Regions from separate parts of the Homo sapiens genome. Here region 2 is linked to region 1. A link is a contact called in ENCODE Hi-C or POLR2A ChIA-PET data. All regions are on one chromosome and are shown on one strand. Each heading gives the region's core, a stretch centred on a gene start or an enhancer-like site at or near the end of the contact. The rest is flanking DNA. Distances are from core to core; before and after follow the strand shown. Region 1 overlaps QKI (QKI, KH domain containing RNA binding). Region 2 overlaps QKI (QKI, KH domain containing RNA binding).

Region 1 (5,662 bases), core at 1,240-3,739:
ATGCTAACTAACTCAGAAGCTATGACGAGCCTAAGCTGATTTGCAAACCCAGGAAAATGAAACAGAAAGAGAACTTACAACTCGTGTTCCATCATCAACATGTATTATTATAAGAGAGACAGTGGAGTGTACTGTGAATAACATTATGAATCTAAACTACTAACTATAGCAACCAGGCTGGGATCCTACAGGCTGAAAACACAATCCTTGAAAAGACATTTGTCTGTCTTACAAAACCTTTGACAATATGGGTATTCATGATGGCCTAGACCCAAGAGATGCCTTTCAAAGCTATTAGTCAAAATTAAATCCCATTTTAAAAACATCAGAAAATCAGAATTATATTCACATAAAACTCCAAGAAGTCTCACTACAATTTAATCATCATGTCCAAAGGAAGCAGTTTACCAATCTAATCTGTTCATGTATTTAACAGGACGACTAGTATCATCAACAGCTAGACCTTGCCAATATTTATCAAGTCTACTACTCTGGCAGATCCTATAGAACAATTTCTAACAACTTGAAATTGATAACTAGGCAAATTTAATGACAAAATTATTACTGACTCATTCAAAATATAACACTTTTTACTTAAATAAATCAGTTAACTCTATTCATAATCATTTATAACACATCTCCATGGATTCAAACAAGAAAACCTGACCAGCCAAATAAACAATTTGATGGTCTAAATATAACTTCAATGTTCTTTCATGTCTGTAGTTTCATGAATGCATGAGAAACTTAAAGTCTTCAATAATTTAATCGTTTATCCTTCACACAAGACTGAACTCCTTCAAGAACAGGATTATTTTTCTTATGTGTAATCACAAAAACCACAGAGTGCCTGCTCTATCAGATGTCACACATTTGTTACCTTTACTCCTCCCAACAATCCTATGAAGTGAACCTTATAACTTCATAGACAAAGAAACAGATTCTAAAAAGCAAGCATATGCTCAAAGCCAATGTGATCATCTCAATTATTTTTCGGCAAATATTTATTTCAGTCCCCTTCTCTCTGTAAATGAAGTGACTTGGTATCACTAACGCAGGGTTTCTCAACCTCAGCACTACTGACATTTGGGTCCAGGTAATTCTTTGTTGGGGGGCTGGAGGTGCACGGAGGCTGACTGCCCTGTGCATTACAGGATGTTTAACAGTATCCCTGGACTCCACCCACTAGATGCCAATAGTACCCCCTCTCCCAAGTTTAGACACCAAAAGTATCTCTAGTATTGCCAAATGTCCCCATAGGTAAAACTGCCACCAGGTGAGAATCACTGGGCTAATGGAAAGCAACAAGAGCAGACGCCTTATACCTGCTTATGCAGTTTGGCTTGGATCTTGCATTCCAGTGGCCTGCCATAAGAGCATGCCCTAAGCAGCCACTGCCCGCTTTAGCCTGGGCCCAGCAGGAACATAAATGGAGAAGATCTAAACCCACCCAGTTAGCCTCAATCAAGCTAGGCTTCACCCTAACCAGTAGACCCTCAGCCAACATACAGACCCATGAGCACAGAAATAAATGATTATTATTTTTAAGCCACCCAGTTTTAGAGTGTTTTATCATGGAGCATTATTGTGGCAACTGTTGACAAATACAGCCAATAAGAGGATAAGCCAGAATTCAAAACCTAGGCCTGACTAAGAAACCTATTGTCTTTACTATATCAAAGAGTTTTTTTCAAAAGAATTAAATATTCTTACCTAGGATGTGCTTGGTACACAGTAGAGATGCAATAGAAGTCTGCTTTATTAATAAATATTAATTCTGTGAAAATTTTAATACATTTTCAGTGGCCTATTCATATTAGCCTCTCATTCTCACATCATGAGGCCAAACTTCAAAAACGTTGCAAAGGGCTACAGACTATAGCACTACTTCATTTCTCAGACCTTGAGTCTGAGACTTTCTTCTCATATCAGTTTCAGAGATCTGCACTGCCAAGTCCAAAACACATCTCTAACTTAACACTGACTTCTGTAAGTAAGGTGCTATGTGCAAATGCAAAAGACAACAGGTTTAAAGAAAAAGAAAAGTTTAACAATATTTGAAAGAATGAGTTTCATACAAATATGTGCAACAAATACTTATTGTGAATACACCATTTATCAGACACTATTCTAAGCACTAGAAATACAGCACTGAAAGACAAAAAGATTCCTGCCCTCATAGAGCTTGTGACACATAGCATAAAGATGTTTTCCAACTGCTTCACTCATATTAACTCTTTAGTCTTCATAATCTTGTGAGAGGTTTAATATCTCCATTACAGAAATGAGAAAAGCGAACACCAGGAATGAAAAGTAATTTGCTTAAAGTCACAAAACATCATCACTTCCTGGCCTTTTGGTTAAGATCAAGTGTAGTACCAAAGTCACAAAACAAGCAGCAAAACTAGCTAGAAGTCTGAATCTGAGTTCCTACTTTTGACCACGGCATGACACTGCCCCTGTGCTAACTCTCTAACCTCACATCTTACAACACTTCCCAAGCACATTCCTGCCTGAGTCAGCTGTACTTGCTGTTCACTCTGCCTAGAATGTTTTTCTCCCAGATGGTTTTCATGCCTTCCTCCCATCATTCTGTTCCTGTCTCTCCATTCCCATCATATTGTAACAGATTTCTTCCCTGATTACCCTTAAAAATGAATACCTCCTTCCATACACAGTCACTATTCATCTGTCTACCCCACTTTATGTTTCTCCATAACACTGATTACAGCTATAGATTCATTTGTGTACTGTTTGTCTTTGTCACTGAAATGTCCACTCCACAAGACCAGTGACACTGTTTAATTCATCACTTCACCACTTACTGTTTCAGGCCTCCTGAAACGATGCCTGGCAAAATGACCAGGTACATGATCACCTACCTGTCAGCCTGGCTGACCCTGTCCCCTCTCCAAAAAAAAAAAAAAAAATTAGAGGAGTGATTCTCATACTTCAGCATGCATCGGAATTATCTACAGGGCTTAACAGGCAAATTGCTAGGCCTCGCCCTTACCCCAGAGTTTCTGATTCAATAAGTATGGAAAGGGGCTTGAACATTTACAGTTCCCAGAAAGCGTAGATACTATGGTCCAAGGACTGTGTTTTGAGAATCACCGATCAAGACAAATGCCATGCTCCAACACACCAGTCGGTAATAGTAGTTCACCGTGGCAAGAAGTCACAACTGGAGGAGGAAGGAAAGGAATATAGTGAACAGGTGCCCTCTAGACTCAAGTCCTGACTTAGAAGACTGTATGAAACCCATGTCTTTTAAAGAATGCATAAATACCCCTTCCTTGAATAGGATTTCTTTTTTTAAGAGATGGAACCAGACAGATTAACATTATATTCTCTATCAAGGTCTTGTGGTCTTACATATTCTATGTTAATGCCCACTGCAGAAACATTATCCCTTAACGTTTAAATAAGCAAAACAGACAGTTGCTATCCTTTCCAGGATAGTGAAAAACCTAACAGCAGTAGACCCCAATTGGAACAGCTGCCCAAATCACAATTTCCCATCTCTAGGAATAATCCTAATACCTAGGGTAGGCTCACAGTGGTCCTGTCTAGGTAATGGTAGATAACCTCACTTCCCCAGTCAGAAAGGCCCAAAACACATTCACTCTTCTAAGAATCTGAATTTTAAAGATAAAGTCTGGGAGGCACCAATGCCAAGTTATGTCAGCAAGGCTCTCAACCGAGAAGCTCCACAAACTCCTGCTGCTCAAGTTCTCAGATGCCCTGATTCCTAGCCTAACATGGCACTTTGTTTTCCAACTATTCCTTTAATCCTCTGTGTTACTCAATAATCTTCCAACCAACTCCTCTTTTCCTACATTATCCAAGACTATTTGTGTATTTGCAACCAAAAATACCTATAAAACCAGAGTAAATGTATATAACCTTTAAAAAAAAGTATCAGATCAATTTTTGCAAATTGTAATGTAACTGTAAAATATCAAAGCTTTTTCCTATTAATTCAACTTAAGACATTTCTCATCTACAGACTAGTATTCTGTCCATATAACTAAAGAATCATAGAGCACATCATATTTTTGATATTATAATAACTCCTTTTTTCATCTGCTTTCATAAAAGTCCTCTGAAACTTAGCAAAAAGCCATCATCTTTTCTTGGTTCATTCAACAAGTATTGTTACCTATTATGTGCCAATATTATGAGGGATACAGCAGTGAATAACAAAGACAAGGTTCTTATTTTATGTACACCTTATATTCTTCAGGGGAGACAGAGAGAGAGAAAATAAACCAGAAAAATGCCCGATTATAAGTGCTATTGCAAAGAAAAAAAAAGACAACGTGAAACAGTGAGTAGCTAGATAGATGGCTTTTAAATAAAAAGGTCAGGGGAAGCCTCTCTGAAGTGACATTTGAGCTAAATTCTTAATGACAAGAAGCAGCCAGCCAGTAGAGATCAGAGCACAACTAACATGGGGTCCCTAAGACTGGGAATAGACTTGACTTATTCTAAAAGCCAAAAGAGGGTCAATGTGACTACAGTGTGGTAAAGAAGAGGGAAAATCATTTAAGATGAGGCCAGAGAAATAGAATGGACCGTATCATATAGGGCTTTGTAACAAAAAGCAAAGAATCTGGATTTATTTAGAAATTAACAGATATAGGACAAGGAGGCTATTCACAACAAGATGCTTATAGAGAATAGTTCAACAATGGACTAAGATGGGGGAAAATCAGATTACAATCAGTGGTTTCAATAAAAATTTTAGAGCTGAAAGGAAACTTATGGTCCAACACCTTCATTTTACAGAAAGAATGCTGTGGCCCAAGCTGTGGCTTCTTGAAGGTCAGATTAAAGATGAGCAATGTTGTGCTTGGTGCTCTGTGTCAGTCAGGCCATAGTGCTTTCCACAATTCCTCATCCAGTTTTGAAACCCAAGAGTCTATACCATGTGCATTTCCAAAGTGACATAGCAGCAATCAAATGCAAACATATTTAGAGAGAAATTTTTTAAATTATCATGCCAAATTATTCACACTTCAGTTGATGACTGCATTTTTTTAAAGTGGCTAATAATGCTTAAGTATTTACCACCAAATATATCTCTTCCCAACATATGTGAAGCAGAACAAAATTGAATAAAACAACAAAATATACTTACATCTGGGTATTCTTTTACAGGCACATAAAGTTTCTCTTGTAACTGAACAATAGGTCCCACAGCATCAGGCAATTCTGCACTCCTTTTCTCTGTACTGCCATTTAATGTGTCATTGTACATGTCTTTCCGTACTCTGCTAATTTCTGTTAAAAGTAAAAATTTTAAATGTGTTAGACAAAAAAAATATTCTTGCTAGTCCAGAGGAAAAAAGAGAGGGCAGGGGAGGGTTTCATTGATAAAGCATTAAAACTCAAATAAGGAGCTCCTGGCCTATTCTATCATTCTCTGGATTAAGCCCATGTTTAAACAAGACTATAGCCTTAATTAATTTCTACTACAAACCAATTTTTATACGAATCAAATAACATATCTTATTAAATTAACTTCAAAGCCCGAGCTCCTTCCTAACCGGTATAATATGGACTTGTTAGTTCATCTAATTTTTCCAAGTCTAAACGAGGCCAGTCATTCCAAATCATAGCTTCAGTAAACAACTATAAGAATGCCTGTCAGACAAAA
Region 2 (5,662 bases), core at 2,155-4,654, 56 kb before region 1:
GTTTCAATGAACCAAGATTAAGCCACTGCACTCCAGCCTGAGCCAAAAGAGCTAGAGACTGTGTCAAAAACCAAAACCAAAACAAAAAACAAAAAACCACTCTAGATACTGCTGTGAGAAATTCTGCAGATGTAATTAAGAAAAGTAATCAGTTGAATTTAAGTTAATCAACAGGGAGATTATCCTGGGTTAACCTGACATATTCCATTAGAAGTCTTTAAAAGAGGGCTTTGGTCTTTTCTAAGCTCAGATATTCCAAACACCAACTGGGTTTACAACAGTGCCCTCTGGATCTTCCTTCCTTACCCATCTGCTTTGTGGACTCTAGACTAGTCAGCATGAACTTATACAAGCCAATTCCTCATAATAAGGGAGACAGAGAGAGCTAGAGAGAGCTAGAGAGAGAGAGAGAGAGAGAAAGAGAGAGAGAGAGAGAGAGAGTGAGTGTGTGTGTGTGTGTGTGTCCCCTACTGCTTCTCTGGTTGAAACTTGTTAAGCTTTTCTTTAAAGCTTCACCTTCATAAAAATTCTAAAATAAAACTTATAACATCCCATTATGGCACTAACACCATAATTATAGCTCATGGCATGAACCCAAGAGGCTAACATTATGATATGTGTTTCAAAACAGTTATAGTATGATAAGGAGTATTTTAAAGCCAAGTAAGTTAAAATATATTCCAGAATGTCAAATACTCTAGCCTACACCTCTACACCAGTAAGAACGCAAGTAGTATTCATTTCAGTATGAAAACATATTTTATTTAATAAACAGATTAATCCAATAAATATGGAAAATAGTTAAGACCAGAAAAATAAAAAGCTTTCTTGAAATAAGTCATCAAGGTATTAAAGGTATATTGAAAGACCATAAAAGCCCTCAAGCTTAATTTAAAATGAAGTTTTAGGCTGGGCGCAATGGCTCACGCCTGTAATCCCAGCACTTTCGGAGGCCAAGGCGGGTGGATCACGAGGTCAAGAGATCAAGACCATCCTGGCCAACATGGTGAAACCCTGTCTCTACTAAAAATACAAAATTCAGCGGGGCATGGTGGTGTGCGCCTATAGTCCCAGCTATTTGGGAGGCTGAGGCAGGAGAACTGCTTGAAACTGGGAGGCAGAAGTTGCAGTGATCCCAGATCATGCCACTGCACTCCAGCCTGGGCGACAGAGCCAGACTCCGTCTCAAAAAAATAAATAAATAAAATAAGCTTTAGAAACTCTACATTTTTCCCAAAAAAGGCCCCATAATTGAGTTGCAAGCAACAGGTAGACACTGAGGGGTACAATGTATGTATGTTGTTGAGTGTCATGTGTGCATATATGTACTTTAGATTTTCTAAAAATTGCCTGCACTCCTAAGGAAAGACATTAATGAAGGACCCACAAAACAAATATTAATCTTAATTTACCTTAACATCCTAGAATACCACATTTAGTTACTATCCCATCAAAAGGTATTCTCTTTAAAAATAATCAGATTATATCACAATGAGGTGACAGATTTGAGAGATAAATAATCAGATTACATCACAATGAGGTGACAGATTTGAGAGATAAATAATCAGCTTATACCACAAAGAGGTGACCGATTTGAGATAAAAATAAAAAGTGAAAAGCTTTGATTACATAGCAAATGTCAATTGCTGGACTTATTTTGTATCTTAAATAGAAAACAGTCACTAATTACCTATGCCAGAAAAAGTCAAATATTCAATATTCAAAGTGCTTTCTGAAAGTTTAATAAACTAGAAATAAGATCACTTGAAATTCCACTTCACATATAGAATGACCTATCGCCATATCATTATATGTAAGTTTCCCTTTTGTTGTAACACACCAATATATTTTTATCACTAATCAAATATACAGAATAATTTCAAACTGTTCTTTTGAACGTTATAGTATCAAGATGTAGTATGTGTTAAATCAAGTGTATTTGATCAAATTTCATCATTTTGACTGCCCCAAAATATTCTGCTACACAAAGAACCACAATTTATATTTCCATCTCTCCATTTATGGCCATTTATACTGATTCCAATTTATTATTATTATAAACAATCCTGCAGTGAATATCCTCATTCCCATCTTCCAAAACACATGTGACAAGAGTTTCTTAAGAAACTGACACATAATGAAATTTCCACAAACAGGACCTTCTTAAAAAAAAACACACACTATTAGTTGACAGTGCCAAATTGCTTTCCAATATGTCTGTGTCTATTTACACTGACTTGTGTGGGAGTTCATATTTCTCCATATCCTAGACATAGCTTTGATAACATTGAGGACATCAAATGGTACATTATTCTCATTAAATATAAAGGTGCATTCGCTTGAGTATTAATAAGGTAAAGCATCTTTTCAAATGTTCATTTTTAATTCAGGTTTTCTGCCCTGTGAATTGCCTGTTCACACACTTTGTTCATTTTTAATTGAATTTGTGATCTTTTAAAATTGTTTTTGAATGAATTTTTAATAAATTCTAAATATACACATTTTGTTACAGATGTTGCAAATACACTCCCACTCTGTGGCTTGTCTTTTAAATGGGGTATGGTGTCTTTTGCATAAAAAGGATTTTTAAAATACATTTCAATGTAGTTATAGCTACTGATATTCCTTTATAAGTTTTCTAGTCAGTAATCCTGCTTTACAATGAAGTCATAAATGTATCTCCTATGTTTTCTTCTAGTGGTTGAGTTTTTTGCTCTTCATTTTTGGGCATGTGATCCATCAAAAGATTTATTTTTGCATATGCAAATTCAACTATCCTAATATCATTTATTAAATTCACGCTTCCCACTTCTCATGTAAATTTCTCTCCATCTACCTCTTTCTTTCCACAATACACACATACATATCCGAGTAAAATAGCTTAGTCTAATTCCATTGGTCAACCTGCTTATCCCTCAGTCATACAGACAATTATGAAACTGATAAGAATTAAATGCTCTGAAAGCACTCCTCCATTTTTCTTTTAGAACTGTCCCAACTACCAATGGGCAATTTTACTATCTTAAGAATTCTGTAATCAATTCATTAAATTCCACCAGAAAAAAAGTTAGGATTTCTAACTAGATTTTACTATATAGATTTGAAAATACATATCTTTAAGATAAATAAATTATTATCAGTTTTCAAATGTATAGCTCTAAAGCTGTTTGTTGCATTTTCCATGATTTTTTAAATACAGTATTTCAAATTTGGCCCTTGATTTCACTTACTTACAGTGTGTCACCTATTCTAAGACATTTCTTAAAAAGTATTTTAAGGTTTTTTTGAAACCCGATGTGTCTCATTAATGCCATAAGCTAGGCAGCAGTAAGCCACAGGTGTTCCTGTCTAACCACTGTTGGGTGAGCTCTGAGCAGCCCTCAATGTTCCCACTGAGTGTGCCAGAGTGCAAGGGTTATCTATCTCCTCTGGCTGAGCAGTTTCTGCAGTAACATATGCAACTGAGGAGGTCAAGGGTAGAGGACTGCCTTGTCTGCTTCTTGCTCAAGAATTGTGGGGACCTTGGCCCTGGGCTCCTCTTCTGAAATCCAGCCCACCAAGAGCAGGTGTTGTCTGGCCTCTGCATTACCCTGTGCACACCAGGGCTCAGGGCATCAGTGCAAGTATGCTAACACTCTGCTACTATTTTTGCTGTAAATAATAAAGCATGGCTTCTGATTCAGAAGTCCTAGGTCTTCTGCCATCATCCATGAAACTGTGGTGGCAAGCTAGCTTATCTTACAAGATAAAAATCTTAGGCGCTTCACATTTCTTGACAACAATGTGCACAAAAACTTGAAATGGCCTGGGAAGAAATTCTAGAGGAGAATAGTAAGTCACTCTTTTAAAAATGCTGCATCATCGAACATTCCTGGTAGTATAGATTGCTGTATGTTGTGAAAAACATGACTAAAAACTGATACTGAACTCTGCGAAAAAGTCTTAGGCATTCACTAATTAATTTCACTTACATTTTTCTTTTAATGTATACCATGGGATACAATGAAATGACAGGACGAAATAAGTTTAGAAAAAGCCTATTCATATTATTCATATACAAATAAAAACTCTGTGAACTGCAAGTTCTCTGTCAATTAATCTGCTTTTTTGTTTTGTGTATTTTATGTATCACCAAGTTGGTGATACATAAAATAATTACAATCAAGTTTAGTTCTACTTGTTTTTTCTTAATCAGTTTTACAAAGTTTGTCTCATTTGTAAATTTTCACAGAAACTTCCTTCATTTTAGTTAATCATCAATATAGTCGTCCTCCTCTTATCTACAAGCGATATGTTCCAAGACCTGCAGTGGATGCTTGAAGCCATGGACAGTACCAAACACTATATACACTACGTTTTTTCCTATAAACACATGCCTATGATAAAGATTAACTTATAAATGAAGCACAGTAAGAGATGAACAACAATAAAATAGAGTATAACAATATACTGTAATGAAAGTTGTGTGAATGTGATCTCTCGAAGCATCTTGTACTGTACCACAGGTAACTGAAACCATGAAAAGCAAAACTGTGGATAAGGAAGGACTACTATATAATTTTCAATACATTTTCTATTTATTAATTTTTCCTCTTTGCTTTTAATCTACTCTACTGTTCTTTCCAGATGCTTAAGTTAAAACATACATCCTTTATGGCCAACTCTTAGTTTTTAATTTCCAGCTCGATTCCACTATGATTAAAGAATATACTGTGAATAATTTCAGATGTCTGAAATTTCCTGAAGCTTTATGGACCAGCACGTGGTCAACTGGACAATATGTACCATGTACACTTTAAAATAATGTAAATAGTGTCATTGTTGGATGCAATGTTCTTTTTGATAATTAGATAATTAAATGAAGTATGCTACTTGTGTAGTTCAGACCATCTCTATTCTTACTGAGTTTTTGTCTCTTTATCAGTTATTAGGAGTTGTGTGAACAGTATGACTGTGGACTTCTGAGCTTCTACTTTTAGTTCTGGTAGTTTTTGCTTTATATATTTTCAAGCTATGTTACTTGATACACAGAGACTTAGGATCATGATCTCTTCTTGCTGGAATGACCTTTTTATATACTTTAGAACTTTCTATATTAAAAAATAAGAAAGTCTTCTTCTTTTCCATTCTGTATGCCTTTTATTTTGTTTTACTGCTTTATTGCACTTGCTAGGACCTTTAGTACAAATTGGAATAGACAGGGTAAAATCAAACATCTTCGGCTTGTTTGTGACCTTAGGAGGAACACACTGAGAATTTTACTGCTGAGTATATTACTATGTCTTTTCATAAGGCGAATTTATCAAACTGAGGAAGTTTCCTTCTAAGTTTGCTGGGAAGCTTTATCATTTTTGTGTATTGAATTTTGTCAAATACTTCTGTTGCTCCTAGATATAATTATACAGTTTTACACCTTTATTCTATTGTTATGATTAACTGCACTGATTAGTTTCAAGATGTTAAAACTAAACTTGCATTCTCAAAATATACCTCTCTTGGTAATGCAGTATCTTCTTTTTTTATCGTTAATTTAATTTGCTCAAATTTTGTTTAAAATGTTTACATCTATATCCATGAAGAATACTGATTCTTTGTTTTGCTGTTATCTTTGTTGAATTTTAGTATCACAGTAACAATGGTAGTTACCAATTTGTTATAATAA

The links. A loop is a pair of places that touch in the nucleus more often than their neighbours do. ChIA-PET counts read pairs that join two places held with the same protein, here RNA polymerase II (POLR2A). Pooled maps may share reads with other maps.
Region 2: a loop to region 1 is called in a pooled map, with 2.1 times the contacts of the local background. The contact joins two enhancer-like sites. A Hi-C loop is called at or near these places in 4 of 168 maps with a recorded cell type or tissue (Calu3, cardiac septum, heart right ventricle and 1 more), 2 of 37 single-sample maps with no recorded cell type and 1 of 50 pooled maps. POLR2A ChIA-PET finds 5 or more read pairs at or near these places in 5 of 52 experiments (HEK293, HepG2, PC-3 and 2 more).

Annotation. Positions count from the first base shown.
Region 1 is chr6:163,454,903-163,460,564 of GRCh38, reverse strand. It overlaps QKI (QKI, KH domain containing RNA binding), which reads right to left. Exons shown (of 8, transcript NM_006775.3): 2 at 5,144-5,286. Among named protein-coding and RNA genes, the nearest start is that of QKI, 43 kb to the right of the region's middle. RefSeq lists an enhancer at 1-183. Within about 2 kb of position 2,489, at least 9 of the 41 ENCODE cell types and tissues checked have a DNase peak (open chromatin) inside an H3K27ac peak, as active enhancers do.
Region 2 is chr6:163,511,838-163,517,499 of GRCh38, reverse strand. The region is part of intron 3 of QKI (QKI, KH domain containing RNA binding); the gene reads right to left. Among named protein-coding and RNA genes, the nearest start is that of QKI, 100 kb to the right of the region's middle. Within about 2 kb of position 3,404, at least 3 of the 41 ENCODE cell types and tissues checked have a DNase peak (open chromatin) inside an H3K27ac peak, as active enhancers do.